Linked DNA regions of Homo sapiens: region 2 is linked to region 1. The links are chromatin loops, found by intact Hi-C in ENCODE. Cell type or tissue: Caco-2. All regions are shown on one strand. Links, peaks and the distances in the headings refer to the core of each region. The heading gives the core; the rest is flanking DNA.

Evidence for each region. Hi-C counts contacts between places; a loop is a spot of excess contacts. Peaks named below come from ENCODE experiments on the same cell type or tissue, not always from the same donor. Only the 100,000 strongest peaks of a DNase experiment are listed, where the experiment ranks them.
Region 2: a loop joins it to region 1, with 4 times the contacts of the local background. A loop is called at or near these places in 1 of 110 quality-filtered maps.

What each region holds. Positions count from the first base shown.
Region 1 is chr2:118,319,714-118,324,117 of GRCh38, forward strand. No RefSeq gene overlaps it. Among named protein-coding and RNA genes, the nearest start is that of THORLNC, 140 kb to the left of the region's middle. In Caco-2, for the core only: no CTCF peak of the experiment used is centred there; a DNase peak (open chromatin) is centred at 2,218.
Region 2 is chr2:118,200,328-118,204,731 of GRCh38, forward strand. All of the region lies in intron 2 of LOC105373578 (a long non-coding RNA gene), which reads right to left. Among named protein-coding and RNA genes, the nearest start is that of THORLNC, 16 kb to the left of the region's middle. In Caco-2, for the core only: a CTCF peak has its summit at 2,588 (motif pointing right); a DNase peak (open chromatin) is centred at 2,584.

The DNA.
Region 1 (4,404 bases), core at 326-4,325:
TGAGATGGGCAGGGAGAAGTGGGAGGTCCCACGTAGGACAGAGAGAAGGTGGAAGAGTCAATGCTTGTTAGGGATGAATTTAAGAAAATTATACTTCCTGTTGCCAACTATTTAGGAACAAATACAGCCCCATTAAAGAATTTATCCAGCTGTTTGTAAATTTTGGTTTGAGGTCTTAGGTAAACTGCCTCCAAAATTTCTGCTTTACTTCCAAGATGTGGTTTTGCCAAACTAGAAAATGACAACAAAAAAGATGTTGCCTCTTTCCATTGCATTTCTTATGTAAGCAAATGGCCTGTTTGGACCCTTAAAAATGCCATTAGCAAAAATAGTATCCCCAAGCTGGAAGGAACTCAGGAAGGCTGTCTCTATTTGAAAGCCACAGAGATGTGTGTGGGTTGACAAACCATAACATCACTCTCAAATCCTCATCCACCTTAAACCAGAAGTTTAAGAAGTTGCTGGTGGCCAAATCAGACTCTATTTATTTACTGGCTTGTGTTAATATCGGTGCCTTGATTTTTCCGCTCGAAAGTCTTTCCAATCTTAATACCTGGTCACATTTCAGTTCTGTTCTGAACAATGCTTTGCTTCTTTCTTTTGTTGGGGAGTAAGGCACAGTGATTTATAGACTGTGCCTTACAATTGGTGAGACAATTGCTGTTATTGTTTTCGTTGTGTCTCCTAAAAAATGTCACTTTTATAGCAGGGCACAATTGTCTAGAAGACTATAAATATTAGTATCATTTGGACACCGCAAAGTTGTCACAGAATTCCTGCCATGGATATGAGGACCAACATGTTCATGTGCATAAAGAATGTGTGTGTGTACAAGCATGTGTACATCCGTGGGTTTTTATGCTTGTTCCCATATACATGAGCAATGTATATGTGTGCATGTGGTATATTTTCAACTGTGCGCATAAGGGTGTTTGGGTATGTATGTGTATGTGTTGGTGTGTGAGATGCACATGAATTTGCACATATGTGCATTTAATTTGTAGAAGTAAGTGGGTTGTGTGTCAGGGAGTGGGTGAATGTGCAAATCAGTAAATGGAGTGCTGCCAGAAAGAACTTGCTTGGTCCTAGCAGCCAAAGGCTTTCAGGACTCTTTGTTATAGTCGCATTCCCGGCGGGCTCCAAACCTCAGACTCTGCCTGGAGGTACAGTATGCTCTTCCGAAAGCAGAAATTATTGAAACACAGAATGTCTCCTAAGTTGTGCTGGCCAGGTCCCCAAGAAACAGTCTGGACATCACTGCAGACACAGCCCCTAAGCAAAAACACATGTGCATGTCTCTGCCTCAGAATATGATGGCCTTTAAGGAAATGGATCTCTGTTGAAGAATGAAGGAAGAAAAAACTGAATCAGCCCCACCATTTGCAGTGAAGGTGTCTGGTGTCATTTATTTTGCTGACCAAGTATCTTCTCTATGGATTATAATAAAAATAAAAATAATCTTCCCTTGTTTTATCTGCAGACACTTTATTGTCCTGTATGTGGCCTTAGCAATGAATTCATACACAGATGGGTGACAACAAGGAAAAAGAGTTTAACTATTTTGGCAGTGTTAATATTGATCACAGAACAGATTAAGAGACAACTAGGAGAAATTTCTTCATGGGATGAAAATCTCCCTCCTTCCCCAAACTCCTGAGACAGCCAGCAGTAGTAGACAGCATCAACATTTATCAATGCAACAATTTCAACTCTTGAGCAAAAGCCTCCCATCTCAGAGATTTTGCATCTAACAAATCACTGCATTTTGTCCTTAAATTTATCCTGTGGCAACATTTTGGCAGGATTGTTGGACTGTGGGATAAGAAGACGAAGAATTTTCAAGAAAGAGTTTCCCACCCCCAACTGCTGCACACTGAGCTGCATTGTCCAGGGAGAGGTGGTGATGATTAATTGTGCCCAGTTCCCTAGGACCCACTCTGCCCTTCCCCCTCTCTCTTCTGACTCCTTCTTCTTTTCGTAGGCTTCTAGACAGGGAGAATGATTTACTGACTAGTTGAGAATAACAGATATCAGGTCTTAGGCTCAATCTAGTTTAATGTCTTTTAAATAAACAGGCCTGGTTTTGCCTTGGGCCCTAACACCGTTGCCTTTTTCCTGGCTTTTATTCTGAATGGTTTGTCTCAGCTCCCAGATCTTGTTTACTTTGTTTGGGCCTGACCCCTGGACTTATTCTGCAGCCTAGCGGAGACCTAGGGTGTGGATTTGTGTTCCCTGCTGTGACCTCTGGCTTCCCCTCCCAACAGCAGTCCTCACTTGCTCTTCTGGTTATTCTGCCCTGAGGCTTTGGGAAAGCACTTTGCATGATTCCAGTAAGCGTCCTTGGTGGGTTCTCATTAGTTCCAAGGATGGAACCCCCAACTTCTGGCCAGCTAGAACTGTGTTCTAAGGATTTCTGCAGGAATGAGATTTAATAAGAAATAAAGAGGAAGAGGAATATGGTTTACTGAGCATCTACCCCATGCCATGCACTGTGCAAAGGAGCTTTATATATTACCTAATACTTCTAACAAGAATGGGTTATCACTTCTAATTAACCTTTGCAGAAGCCGCATCTAAGAGTTCAAATAACTTGCCCAAAGTCACTCAGCACACCTAGTGAGTGGAATAGCCAGGGTTTAAGACTACATCTAAGTGTTTTCTGTTATCTTGCCCTTTCCAATAATCTTAACAGTATTTGCTGAGCATTTATATCTGCCAGGCTTTGTGCCAAGCCAATTGTCTGTATTATTTGTTTACGCTTAAAAAATTAAGGTTAATTCACATACTGTAACATTTACCCTTTATAAGTGTACAATCATTCAATGTGTTTTTCATATATTCACAATGTTGTGCAACCATCACCACTAGTTCATTCCAGAACATCTTTCATCACACCCCACAAAACCACATACCTAACAGTCGCTCTCCATTATCCTCTCTCCCCAGCCCCTGATAACCCCTAATATGGTTTCTGTCTCTAGGATGTGTTTATTCAGGATGTTTCATGTATAGAGAACCATACAATATGTGTCCTTTGGTGTCTGACTTCTTCCACTTAGCATAATGTTTTCAAGGTTTATCCATGTTGTAGCACGTAGCAGCACCTCATTCCTTTTTATGACTGAATAATATTTCATTGTATGGATACAGCACATTTTGTTTATTTTAGGTAAACTTTACAACTATCCTATGAGGTAGGTACAATTATAATCTCCACAGGTAAACTGAGCCATAAAGAGGTTAAAAGGCACTTTAGGTCACATTTTAGAAATGACTTTCCAAACACAATCATTTCGTATTTGTTTTTCAGTTTAAGTTGCTTTTTGTCCATTCCAAGCAGGTGATAGGCCAGCCTTGTAACCATGATGTGGTTACACACAGGTACATCACAGCAGGTTTTCCCTCAGGCTGTGTGCAGGAGCACTCCCCAGTCTCCACTTCAAGACTCCACAATCTCCTCCAGGAGGCTTCCCTGACCCATCCTAATCCCTCAGCCCTAGAGTGGCCTCCTCAACCTCCATGGTTTTACAGCATGACCTGGGATCACGGCATGGCAGGGGAAGTTGATGAAGAGAAGCAGCATTTTCTAATGGGCACGGTGTGTCTATTCAAGTGTTCTGCTTCAATCGGAGCTGCAGGAGTTACAGGTTTTCCTTCCCCAACAGGAATTTCAAGGACCAAGTGGTTTATAGAAAATAAAAGAAAAAGAATGAAAGAACAGACTAAACATTACAGCAGTAAATAAACGGTTTTTGTTTAAATCAAAAAAGTTCTATTTCATGTCAACCTCTTACTGCTTCATTCTATCTTTTTTTTTGAGACAGAGTCTCACTCTGTCACCCAGGCTGGAGTGCAGTGGCATGATCTTGGCTCACTGCAACTTTTGCCTCCTGGGTTTAAGCGATTCTCCCTACTTTAGCCTCCCGAGTAGCTGAGATTACAGGCACCTGCCACCATGCCTGGCTAATTTTTGTATTTTTAGTAGAGACAGGGTTTCACCCTGTTGGCCAGGCTGGTCTCGAACTCCTGACCTCAGGTGATCCACCTGCCTCGGCCTCCCAAAGTGCTGGGATTACAGGCGTGCTTGAGTCTATCTTCACGATAATCAAAGATTGACTGGTTGCCCGTTGCGGAACCGGCATAAGAAGGCACGATTCCTGCCTTCAAGGAGCTTACACTCAGAGTGGGGAGCTAGACAATACATAGGAAAAGTCACTGGCTATAGCAGGCACTGGATACCCTATTACACACCAGCATCGATAGTGGATGGGCTAGAGGAGTCCAAGGAAGGGAGAACCATCGTGTGTTGGAGGAGGCTGAGAATCCTCCTTCTATTAGAAGGAGACAAGATGAGACTGGGAGGGGTTGAGACTTTGAAGGTAGACTGGAACTTAGGAAAACATT
Region 2 (4,404 bases), core at 133-4,132, 120 kb before region 1:
ATAAAGAAAATGTTATATATATATATATACACACATATATATACACACACATATATATATACACACATATATATACACATATATACACACATATATATACACATATATACACACATATATATACACACACATATATATACATATATATGCACACACACACATACACACAAGGATGTCATTCTTTTTTGTGGATGAATAATATTCCATTGTGTGTATGTATTACATTTTCTTTATCCATTCATCCACGGATAGACACTTAGGGTGATTCCGTATCTTGGCTATTGTGAATAGTGCTGCGATGGACAGGGGAGTGCAGGTACCTCTCTATATACTGCTTTCCTTTCTTTTGGATATATACCCAGTAGTGGGATTGCTGGATCATATGGTAGTTTGTTCTATTTTTAATTTTTTGAGGAACCTCCATACTGTTTTCCAAAATGGCTGTTCTGCTTTACATTTCCACCAACAGTGTATGAGGGTTCCCGTTTCTCTGCATCCTCTCCAGATGATATCTCATTGTCGTTTTGATATGTATTTCCCTGATGATTGGCAATGTTGGGCATTTTTTCATCTACCTGTTGGCCATTTGTGTTTCTCCTTTTGAGAAATGCCTATTCAGGTTTTTGCTCATTTTTAATCAAATTATTATTATTTTGCTATTGAATTGAGTTACTTATCTATTCTGGTTATTAGTTCCTTATTGAATGGATAGTTTACAAATCTTTTCTCTCATTATGTGGGTTGGTTCTTCACTTCGTTGTTTCCTTTGCTGTGCAGAAACATTTTTGCAGGATGTGATCCCATTTGTCTATCTTTGCTTTTGCTGTCTTGTTTCCATTCATTTTTGCAGCTCCTGTGTCCACAGTGGTGCCAGGCTTCCACCAGATTTTGTGCAATGCTGACTAGTGTTTGCTATTGGGTGTGTGTTTGTGTGCATCCATCTGTCTTTCTAGGCATTCCCTCAGAAGGGGCGGCAACACGTGGTAGGGAGTCAGGCTCTATCTGCCCTGGAGGGCTTTGCTCTCTCCCTTATACCCAACCTCTGCTCCTGATCTGGCAAGCCGGCCTTCATCACACCAGCCTCTGCTCCTTTCTCAACCCTGGACCCTGCTAATTTCCATCCTGTCGTCTCCCAGAACCTCCCCATCCCCCAGGTGAAGTCTAAAGTTGCTTATGGATAGTGAGGAAGTTGACTATCAGGAGTAGCTGATGTCTGGAAGGAGAAAAAATCTTCATGGTAGAGGAGCATGAAACTGCATGGTGGAGTGACAGTGGCTGGGAGGGGCTTTTCCAACCTCCGTGTGCTCTTTCTTTTTCTTTTTTTAAGTCTTGTTTCCATAAGTGGTTCCTTTGTCCTTTCTCAGATACTTCACATCTTCATGCTCCCTGGCCTGTATCTAAATATGCTCTTGAGAAAGAAGACATTATCCATTTTTTATCTATCAATAAGAAAAGAAGCCACAAGGTTTCACCTTCCCAGTCTGGTCTCTGATTAGGGCCTGGAAGGCTTTTCCTTATGGATATTTCTGATGTCTGATGTCGGGGAGGTTGGCATGCGAGTGGGGGTAATATATACCCCTGCATGGCTGAAAATCCTCCCTGGATAGAGCTCCTTCACGCCCAGCTCGTTGGCACCCATCCTACAACTTCTCATCTATACATTGATCTCCTTCATTAGTGGACCACAAATGGTTCACTAATGGACCATTAGTGGTCTGTTAGTCACTGGCAGCTATATGAAATTGCAAAGCGACAGATTTTGTGGCCCTCCGTAGGTGTTTCCATGTGAATGATGGGCTGAGCACACACGAGAAACCTGAGTGACTGAAATGCAAGGATGCACATGCCCCCTGCATGCAGGACACATGCATGAACATGGACTTGCCTGGACCAAGAGAAGGATTGAATGAGGGCAGTAATTCGTCCTTGTGGGGGATTCTGGAGAGGCTGTCTTGAGGAGACAAAGGAGCAGACCATAGCTAGAAGACAAGAATGGTTAGGAGTGCTCTAAGAAGGGAGCAATACCTCAGAATCTCAGTAGGGAGCCCAACTTGGAAATGGGGAGAAGTCCAGACCAAGAAGAATTGATGGCCGGGCATGGTGGCTCTTACCGGTAATCCCAGCACTTTGGGAGGCTGAGGTGGGTGGATCACCTGAGGTCAGGAGTTCGAGACCAGCCTGACCAACACAGTGAAAGCCCGTCTCTACTAAAAAAAATTTAAAAAGTAGCCGGGCTTGGTGGCGGGCACCTGCAATCCCAGCTACTTGGGAGACTGAGGCAGGAGAAGGGCTTGAACCTGGGAGGTGGAGGTTGCAGTGAGTTAAGACGGCATCATTGCACTCCAGCCTGGGCAATAAGAGTGAAACTCCATCTCAAAAAAAAAAAAAAAAAAGAATTGATGGTGAAACATTCACTTTTCTGCCCAGAGAAATTTCCTTTGCTTTCTGGATCCCATCTGCCTTCCCAGCTAGTTCTGCCTACACAAGCCTGCTCTAGCCCATAGGGACCCTCAGTTAAAGTAGAAAAATATGCTTCAACTGGGCTGACCTGGCCCTGCAGGCACACAGGTTGGCCAGCAGATGGCATCTTTGTGTGAATTGGAAAAACCATGGCACAAGGCTTCGTCAGCCCCGTGCTGAATTTTAGATTCCCCTGGTGCCTTCAGCAGAGCATCCTTGTTCAGGGTGGACCTGCGCAATTATACAGAACAGTCTTGTCTACACCCCTGAGACCCACCTTGTAAACCTTCTCCCCATTCTCTGGACACATCAGCCCCCTTCACAACTCCATAATCTTAATACGTTCTGTTCTTGTCTTCCTCTTTGCAAATTTCAACTCATATCTCCAGAGTCAGCTCAAGTGTCCCGCCGTCGGCAACACTTCTGGGCTTGATGAGGTAGAGTGGAGGCTCTGAGTTCCTGCATCACAGCAGTGAGGGGCACTGCTCATCCACCAACACACACACACACGCACACACACATGTCTTTTTCTGAAACTAAACTTTTTCAAAGCAGTGTCTTCACTAACAATGTGCAATACACTAATACTTTCTATTCAATTCCATTCTGCTTTTATTAATTTCTTTTTAAATTTTATTTTAAGTCCCTAGGTACATGTGCAGGATGTGCAGGTTTGTTACATAGGTAAACATGTGCCATGGTGGTTTGCTGCACCTATCAGCCCATCACCGAAGTATTAAGCCCAGAATGCATTAGCTGTTTTTCCTGATGCTTTCTCTCCCCCTGCACACCACCCCACCTCCCAACGGGCCCCAGTGTGTGTTGTTCCCCTCCCTGTGTCCATGTGTTCTCATTGTTCAGCTCCCACTTATGAATGAGAACATGTGGTGTTTGGTCTTCTGTTCCTGCGTTAGTTTGCTGAAGATAATGGCTTCCAGCTCTATCCATGTCTCTGCAAAGGACATGATCTTGTTTCTTTTTATGGCTAAATAGTATTCCATGGTGAATATGTACCACATTTTCTTTATCCAGCCTATCATTGATGGGCATTTGGGTTGATTCCATGTCTTCGCTATTGTGAATAGTGCCGCAGTGAACATATATGTGAATGTATCTTTATAATAGAAGGATTTATGGTTCTCTGGGTAATTGCCCAGTAATGGGATTGCTGGGTAAAATGGTATTTCTGGTTCTATGTCTTTGAGGGATCACTACACCGTCTTCCACAATGGTTGAACTAATTTACATTCCCATCAACAATGTAAAAGCGCTCCTGTCTCTTCACAGCCTCACCAGCATCTTTTGTTTCTTGACTTTTTAATAATCGTCATTCTGACTGGCATGAAATAGTATCTCGTTATCTTTTTGATTTGCATTTATCTAATGTTCAGTGATGTTGAGCTTTTTTTCATGTTTGTTGGCCGCATAAATGTCTTCTTTTGAGAAGTGTCTGTTCATGTCCTTTGCCCACTTTTTAATGGGGTTGTTTATTTTTTTCTTGTAAATTTGCTTATGTTCCTTGTAGGCTCTGGATATTAGACCTTTGTCAGGATTCCATCCTGCTTTTAAAATGCTGGTTGTGACCTATTAAATTGATTTCCCAACGCATGAGAGTCGCAGCTCTCAGTGTGAAAGACACTAATTGAAACCACCAAGAGGTAGGAGTCTGAGAAAGTGCTGGCCAGTGAGTGCACCTGAGGGTTCTGTCTTTGGATAGGCATGGGAGGGAATGGATAGTGTCTGGGGTCAGTGAGGAGGTGGTCAGGCCTGTACTCAGATGTTTTCCTTTCCATGGCCATGAGCAGCAATGTCGCCAATGCCCAGACATATTTCCACCTCCCATTTTGAGCCCTGTCTGGCACCTAGGACCTTCCTGCTGCCTCCTGGGAACCCCCTCGTGGTGGCTAACGATGGCACTATCCCTTCTCTCTGTCTCTCCACATC